Linked DNA regions of Homo sapiens: region 2 is linked to region 1. Evidence: read pairs that join two places in POLR2A ChIA-PET (ENCODE). Cell type or tissue: IMR-90. All regions are shown on one strand. Links, peaks and the distances in the headings refer to the core of each region. The heading gives the core; the rest is flanking DNA. Region 1 overlaps BTBD8 (BTB domain containing 8). Region 2 overlaps EPHX4 (epoxide hydrolase 4).

Region 1 (4,401 bases), core at 99-4,098:
TTACAGTCATGTGCTACATAACAATGTTTGGGTCAAGAGACCACTCACATATGAAGATGGTCCCATAAGATTATAATGAAGCTGAAAAATCCTGCAACCTAGGGATGTCATAGCTGACAGAAGGTCAAGTGCAAAGCATTACTCACATGTTTGTGGAGGTGCTGGTATAAATAAACCTACTGTGCTGCCAGCTGTATAAAAGTCTAGCATATACAATTATGTACAGTACATACTTGATAATAAACAACTACGTTACTGGCTTATTATTTTATTGTACTACATTTTATATTGTTATTTTAGAGTACTCCTACTTACATATAAAAAAAAAGTTAACTGTTAAATAGCCTCAGGCAGGTCTTTCAGGAGGTATTCCAGAAGAAGGCATGTTAGGAGATAACAGCTCCATGTCCGTTACTGCCCCGAAGACCTTCCAGTGGGACATGATGTGGAGGCGGAAGGGATTGATACTGATAATCCTGGCTCTGTGTAGGCCTAGTAAGTAATGTGTTTGCTTCTGTCTCAATTTTTAACAAAAGTTTAAAAACTTAAAAATATTTTTTAACAGAAAAAAGCGTATAGGCCAGGCGCGGTGGCTCACACCTGTAATCCTAGCACTTTTGAAGGCCGAGGCGGGTGGATCACTTGAGATCAGGAGTTCAAGTTAGAGATGGTGAAACCCCATCTCCACTAAAATACAAAAAATTAGCCGGGCGTGGTGGTGCATGCCTGCAATCCCAGCTACTCGAGAGGCTGAGGCAGGCGAATTGCTTGAACCCAGGAGGTAGAGGTTGCAGCGAGCCAAGATAGCGCCATTGCACTCCAGCCTGGGCAATAGAGTGAGACTCCGTCTCAAAAAAAAAAAAAAAAAAAAAAAAAGAAAAGGGCCGGGTGCAGTGGCTCACGCCTGTAATCCCTCGGGCAGATCATGAAGTCGGGAAATCGAGATCACGGTGAAACCCCATCTCTACTAAAAATACAAAAAAAATTCGGTGACGGGCACCTGTAGTCCCAGCTACTCGGGATGCTGAGGCAGGAGAACGGCGTGAACCCGGAAGGCGGAGCTTGCAGTGAGCCGAGATCGCGCCACTGCACTCCAGCCTGGGCAACAGAGCGAGACTCCGTCTCAAAAAAAAAAAAGAAAAAAGAAAAGAAAAGAGCTTATAGAATAAGGATACAAAGTAAAAAGCCAGATGTGGCAGCTCACACCTGCAATCCTAGCACTTGGGGAGATTGAGGCAGGAGGACTGTTTGAGCCCAGGCGTGTGAAACTGGCCTGGCCAGCGCAGGAAGAACTTGTCTCTACAAAAAATACAAAAATTAGCTGGGTGTGGTGGCGTGCACCTGTGGTCCCAGCTACTCAAGAGGCTGAGGTGGGAGGATCACTGGAGCTAGAGAGGTCAAGGCTGCAGTGACCCATGATCGCGTCACTGTACTCCAGCCTGGATGACAGAGCAAGACCCTGTCTCAAAAAAAAAAAAAAAAGAAAAAAAGAAAAAAATTTGTACAGCTATACATGTTTGTGATTAAGCTAAGTGTGATTACAAAAGAGTAAAAAGTTTCAAAAAATTAAAAAGTTTATAAAATGAAAAGTTACAATAAGCCAAGGTTAATTATTGAAGATAGTTTTTTAAAATAAATTTCGTGTGTATCCTTAGTATTTATAAAGTCTACAGTAGTGTACAGTAATGAACTGAGCCTTCACATTCACCCACCACTCACTCAATGACTCACCGAAAGCAACTTCCAGTCCTGCAAGTTCTATTCACAGTAAGTGCCCCATGTAGATAGGTGTATCGTTTGTCTTTTATACCAGATATATCTTTCAGTGCCAGAAAGTAAGAAAATGCTCAACACACACACACACACAGACACACACACACTGAGGGAGTAAAAGGGACACAAGAGCCACCTGAAAGAGCTCCCACAGCTAAAGTTGTAACAAATAGAGCAAAAAAAAAAAAAAAAAGAAAGAAAGAAAAGCCAAATTATAAGCTAAAGTACAAAATAAGTATCTATGAGTCTACACTGATATATGTAAGTGATTGAATAAATTAATATGTAGAGGAGAAGAGGTAAGTTTTTTGTGCAGAAGAATTCCAAATAATTTATGTGGATAATACCCCTGGTTCAAGGAGGTAGAACATTACTTTCTATCACTTAAATATGGGCTACACACAGTGACTTCCTTCCAGAGAGCAGAGTCTGGAAATGGGAAGTGAGGAGAGGAGTAACTTATAGTGGAGAAACCAGATGAAAACAAGGTCATCATCAAGGTTAACATAAACAGTGATGTCATGTTGATCACATGTACCTTTAATATGATATAATGAAAATGGCCCTTTATCTTTGTGGTCTTCCTGTCCCAAACCCATAATCCATGAAATTGTGAGAAAAACATCAGATAAACTCCATTTAAGGGAATTTCTATAAAATACCTGACCAGTACTCCTCAAACTGGAATGTCATCAAAAAAAAAAAAAAAAAAAAGAAAGTCTGAAAAACTGTTACAGCCAAGAGGAGCCTAAGGAGACAGGACAACTAAGCATAATGTGAGATCGGGGATTGATTCCTCAAATACAAAAGGACACTAGGTAAAAACCAAGGAAATCTGAATATACTACAGACTTTAGTTAATAACAATGTATTGATATTGACTCAATTGTAACAAATGTACTATAAGATGTTAATAATGAGGAACTAGGTGTGGGGGTATACGAGAATACTGTACTCTTTTAATTTGTCCATAAATCTGGAACTGTTCTAAAAAATAAGGCCAACTAAGAAAAAATTAGGATTCTGCTTCTACCCATAAGTATAGGACTTCCCTACCTTCCATTTAATAATTAGAAAATTGAACAAAATATGACCATGGAAAAAGGCAGTACAGGACTCTGATCCACAAGAGAAGAAAAACAAATGAAGTAAGCTCTACAATCACAATGCTTTTCTTCCTAGAAGCAGTTTCTAGTCAATGCACAGGAAGGACAAACGAGCAGAGCCTTGTGGCTTAGCTGAGCTGAGGAGATGATATAGGAGACCCAAGAAGCTGAGTCAGCTGAAATTTGTGAGGTGCAGTAATATAGAAGAGGGAGTCATGAAGAACTGCAGAAATCAGAGTAGATACTCCCTCCCTTGAGCTTTGGCTGAATATAATTTGAGTGTGCATAAGGTAAAACTACACAAAGCCTGGCAAAGAATAAAAGCCAGGAAGCTATATGGCTGACAGATATTCAAGTTCCTTCCGGCCAGAACTGAATACTTGGGGCACTAAGAAAAGATCCCAGAAGCCTCAGTAGAAAGGCTTTACAACATTTAGAGCAAAGGCTATCCTAGATGCACCCTAACAAAATTTAAAAAGAAGCTTCATAAACATGAAGCTGATCCACAATAACTTAAATGCCTGCTAAAAAAAAAACCTTTAATAATCTTTTTCAAGAAAAACAATAAAGTTCAAACATTCAAAAACATAATATTTATAATGTCTGGCATTTGATTAAAAACTTATTAGGTAATGTGAAGCAGCAGCAAAATGTGAACATTAAAAGAGGGAAAAAATCAGTCAATATTATCAGACCCAGAAATGACAAGAGAAGATGGAATTAACAGACAAAGCATTTTAGGGCTGAGTATGGTAGGTCACACCTGTAATCCCAGCAATTTGGGAGGCTGAGGCAGAAGGATTCCCTTCTGCCAGGAGTTCAAGACCAGCCTGAGCAATAATGCGAGAACCCATCTCTACAAAAAATTTTTTAAATTAGCTGAGTATGATGGCAAATGCCTGCAGTCCCAGCTACTCAGGAGGCTGAGGCCAGAGGATCACTTGAGCCCAGCAGTTCAAGGTTACAGAAGCTATGATCGTATCACTGCACTCCAGCCTGGGCAACAGAGAGTGATCCAATAAAAAAAAAAAAAGTACAATGGTAGACTTACACTCAAACATATTAATAACTACATTATTACAAATAGTCAAATAGTCTACTCCAATTAAAAGGAGATTATGAGACTGGATAGCAAAAGCAAGACATAACTATTTGCTATCTAAAAGAAATTAATTTTAAATATAAAGACAAAGTTTAGAAGTTAAAGGATATAAAAAGAATACCACATAAACACTAATCATAAGAAAGCTGGAGTGGTGATATTAACCAAAGTAAACTTCACAACAAGTGACATTACCTGGGGTAAAAAGCAACATTTCATAATAAAAAGGACTCAATTCATTATGAAGAAATAACAATCCCAAATGTGTATGTAACAAATAATAGAGCTCCAAAATACATGAAGCAAAAACTGACAGAACTAAAAGGAGAAATAAATTTATAATGATACTTGGAGACTTCAATACTCCATCAGTAATTAATAGGATAGGTAGACAAAAATTCAGCTAAGGATACATAAAAC
Region 2 (4,401 bases), core at 251-4,250, 54 kb after region 1:
ATCAGAATCTGTGGCCACTTCTTTCCAAATGTCACTCACTTCAGGATTTCATCCTTAGTATTCTTCCTGGAATGGGAGTCTTCTCAAATCACAAGCACCAGCTGTGTTGACAGTAGGAATTTCCCAGCCAATGGGATCTGCACATTTTGACTTGCAGAGACCACTGAGGGTAACCCTGCCACCACACAGGGGATTGAGTCAAAGAAAGTGGACCGTGGTGCTGTAACGAAGATAGGGGCCTTGTCTTGGGTTGCCTTTTTCCCTTTCACTTTAGCCAGGAACCCAAGTAAAAAGAAAGCCACCTGAAGCATGAGCTTGAGTACTGGTTTCACCAGTTTTTTTTCTCCAACTCTTGGCAGGGTTGCAGGATTTGAGCAGGATAGCCAAAGGTGGAAAGCATGGCCACTGGCCAGATGAAGAGGAAGGCGATGCAGGACATTCGTACCCACGAGGATGATGCAGGTCCAGCACCATGCACAGAGGCGTGTCTGCTGAGGATACAAGGACTTGATTAGCTCCTGCGTGATCCCAGACTCCTTCGCCTCCAACTCAGAGTCTGTGGATGCAGAGCCGTGAAACCGACTTAGCAGACCCAGGCTGTGTGTAGCCTGGATTTGGGGGCAGCCTTTGACATGCACCCTTCCCCACATCCAACTGCTTTTTCTGTTTGCACATAATTAGAACTGTTAGAGGAAATTGTAGGTTAATAGAAAATGCTGCATTACCTTTAAAATCAGAAAAATCAAAGATGGTAAATGATGTAACAGGAGAATTTGAATCATATCAACAGCACATTCTTTCTTTCTTTTTTTGCAAACATCTTGCTTTTGACATATGCCTAATAAATTATTTTCACATAGCAATTTCTGATGTTAAATTAGGCATATATTATATACTACTAGGGATATATTAATTTGAATAGATGAATATTATTAATAATTACAACTTTTAATTTAGGTGCCATTACCTGTTTTTATTTACTGTGAGCTGCTTTGGCAGCTAGTAAATCAAATTCACTTACTTGCCCTACCAATAGATTTCTACAGAGATAGTAATAACTGTTTATCCTAAGAGGTTTAACTCAAGATGGCACCCTTGAGGCTTTATATCTGTTACAAGTACTTTTCCATATCTATTAAAAATTAGAGTACATTCATTGTAATAGGCCGGAATTGCCCATGGAATGTTTGATTGATAAATTCTTAAAATTAGTCCACATGAACTTGTCAGCTTCCTAAACTGACATAAGTAGCAACAACAACAAATCTTAAAATCACCTTTGTCAGTAACAGGTTTTTATTAAAATAAGTCAGGATTACTTTACTGTGTCAACACGTCCCATTCTTTCCCTTGTTGCTGCCCTTCTGGAGGGATCAAGAGGGAAGCAACAAGTTGGTATGAACCAGGATTTTTCTATACCTTGTGGCATTTGCAACTCTGACAATGCTCTATAGAATATTCCTATGTTTACTAATGGCTAATTTGAATTCCTTTTCCCTCCCAAAATTAAAAGTCAAATTGTAGGTTCCTGAGAGATATGGCCATCTATTGAAACACACCAGATTACTGCTGAAACAGGAAGAGTGGCGTGGATACCACAAGTCTGCTAAATGGTATCTGGTGTAAGTGGGATCATGGGCTTTACCACCAGATGGCTCTAGGTCAGATCCTAGCTCCAGAACTTACACTATGGGCATTGGCAAAGTTACACGTTAAATCACATTTTTACTATTTATAAATTGGTGATACCTACCTTGCATGTTGTTACGAAGCAATGTGTTGTATAGAGAATTGGATTTTTGTTGTAAATACAACTTGCTGTGATACAGTAATGAGAATTCTTAGGGACATTCTCCTTTGTTCTGTCACGATCAGAACTATGCTTAATGAGGGAAGCAATCCTTTCACCAATTTAGGGCTTATTTGTTCTGTGATGTGATTTGGCAGTGTTACTGGTTGCCTCCCATGTTAAAGGGGAACAACCCAAAAGAATGAGTAGTAGTCCCCTGAGTTGGTATTGTTCTCTATTCTGTAACTCTTTTCAACTCTTACTTATAATGTTCATTTCTACTCTTGAACCTTTATTTAATTTGACTGCATTCTATGTATGCGTCTTTTTTTTTTTTTTTTTTTTTTTTTTTTTTTTTTTTTTTGCTCTTGTTGCCCAGGCTGGAATGCAGTGGTGCAATCTTGGCTCACTGCAACCTCTGCCTCCCAGGTTCAAGCAATTCTCCTGCCTCAGCCTCCCAAGTAGCTGGGATTACAGGCATTTGCCACCATCCCCGGCTAATTTTTGTATTTTTGGTAGAGATGAGGTTTCACCATGTTGGCCAGGCTGGTCTCGAACTCCTGACCTCAGGTGATCCACCCATCTCAGCCTCCCAAAGTGCTGGAATTACAAGCATGAGCCACCACACCCAGCCCTTAAGGCTTCTTATGGGAAAGTTCTATGTTACCACCTTATCTTTCTTTTATATTCCCCACCCCCCCGCAGTGCCTAGCAGTGTGCCAGATATATTATTTATTCATTAAGCAAATGTTTGAGTGCCTACAATATGCCAGGCCCTTAGTCTAGACTTGAATATGTATCAGTTAATAAAACAACAAAAAAATCCCTGCCCTGTGGAGCTTAGATTCTAGTGCATATAAGATGTGTAATATTCAATTCTCGTTGCATTGAATGGGGTAAAAGGATCCTTTCCTTCCTTTTCCCTCTCCCTTTCCCTTTCCGTTCCAACAGGGTCTCACTCCATTGCCCAGGCTGGAGTGCAATGGCCCAATCATGGCTCACTGCAACCTCAAGCTCCTGGACACAAGCGATCTTCTCACCTCAGCCTCATGAGTAGCTGGGACTTCAGGTGTGCACGCCTACGCCTGCCCACTTTTATTTTTTATTTATTTTTGGTAGAGATGAGGTTTTACCATGTTGGCCAGGCTGGTCTCAAACTCCTGGTCTCAAGTGATTCTCCCGCCTTGGCTTCCCACAGTGCTGAGATTACAGGCATGAGCCACCACGCCCAGCCAAGATGTCAGCTTTAAAAAATGGTTTAATGTTCCCAGTATAAATAGTATATGGCCCATTTTAAAAATGCATATTCATTTAGCTATATTTGCCTTCAAACTAATAGATATACTATAAATCCAAAGAGATTCGATAATATAACTTTTTAATGGTTAAAAATAGTAAAAAGAATTTTTGAACAATAGAATGAAAATTTATATTATTTCAGGTTTGCCTTATAATATGGCACAGCTAATCTTTAATATACATTTGTAAAAGGCACCATATGTTAACAGAGTAAAAAAAAGCAAGAAACCAAAATGGAAGCACTTACTCCAAACTTCCTTTTTGTACAAGTGTATATATTTTAAGGCAGATGCTTGTCTGTGCAAAATACACCAGAAGAAAATCAACATTGTATTATATGTTCACATGATCTCAGATTTTTTTCAATACCATTTGTCAGGATATTTATTTATGATAAAGCACATTAAAACAGTTTTTTTCTAATAAAACATAAAGAAGTTGATGAACAATTTTTAAAAATTATTTAGAGATTTCATTACAGACCCTTCATAGAAGATAAAGAAAAGTCAATCTTTTTTTCTTGTTTCTTCTTTTAGAAATGTCCATATCAATTTGTTCACTATGTCAGGTTGGTCTTGCTGAAGCCAATGACTGGCTTCTGACAAAATAGTTAGCCTGAAATAGTTTTTAACATAAATCTTTGTGACTTCAGCCATCTCAACCTCCATGAATGCGTCATTCTCTCCCCACAGTAGTAGTGTTGGAGTGGTCACCATGTGATGTTTGAGAGGCAGGCAGCTATAAAAACAAAATACATGGGCTTGAGATTCACTGTCAAAGTTAAAATGACATTTTCCTATAGTGCCCCAGTAGGTCATACATTCTTGAAGTGAGCAATCTTGCCTCTAAAAGGGTGAAAATTGTGTTCTTGGGAGGGTGAAAAAAATCTTACCCTTTGCATATATAAAGCATGGATATACATACAGTACATAAACAGATACTAAAATTTCACAGGGTGGGGGTGATTAGGGAAAAAAAAGTCTAAAAAGGCTCCTTAGGAAAGTGATAATGAAAAAGTGATTGAGAAACAATGCATTAAGTAATCAACATTTACTATAAAATATTTAAAAGGCTATTTAAGAAAAGACCCAGTAAAATTTAAATTGGATGAGGCTAGTAAAATGTATAATAAAAGCTGTAAGTTAAATAGGAAATTCATCACTATGAGGAGTAATTTGTTTCTTTTTTTTTTTTTTTTTTTTTTTTTTGAGATGGAGTTTCACTCTGTCACCCAGGCTGGAGTGCAATGGCACGATCTTGGCTCACTGCAACCTCCACCCTCCGGGTTCAAATGATTCTCCTTCCTCAGCCTC

Evidence for each region. Peaks named below come from ENCODE experiments on the same cell type or tissue, not always from the same donor. Only the 100,000 strongest peaks of a DNase experiment are listed, where the experiment ranks them.
Region 2: POLR2A ChIA-PET joins it to region 1 with 7 read pairs; 3 of 35 experiments call an interaction of 5 or more read pairs at or near these places.

The regions. Positions count from the first base shown.
Region 1 is chr1:92,116,369-92,120,769 of GRCh38, reverse strand. All of the region lies in intron 4 of BTBD8 (BTB domain containing 8), which reads right to left. Among named protein-coding and RNA genes, the nearest start is that of BTBD8, 38 kb to the right of the region's middle. In IMR-90, for the core only: no CTCF peak of the experiment used is centred there; a DNase peak (open chromatin) is centred at 1,729.
Region 2 is chr1:92,062,480-92,066,880 of GRCh38, reverse strand. EPHX4 (epoxide hydrolase 4) reads right to left here. Exons shown (of 7, transcript NM_173567.5): 7 at 3,343-3,826. The coding sequence ends at 3,595. It also overlaps the pseudogene LPCAT2BP. Among named protein-coding and RNA genes, the nearest start is that of SETSIP, 11 kb to the left of the region's middle. In IMR-90, for the core only: no CTCF peak of the experiment used is centred there; no DNase peak of the experiment used is centred there.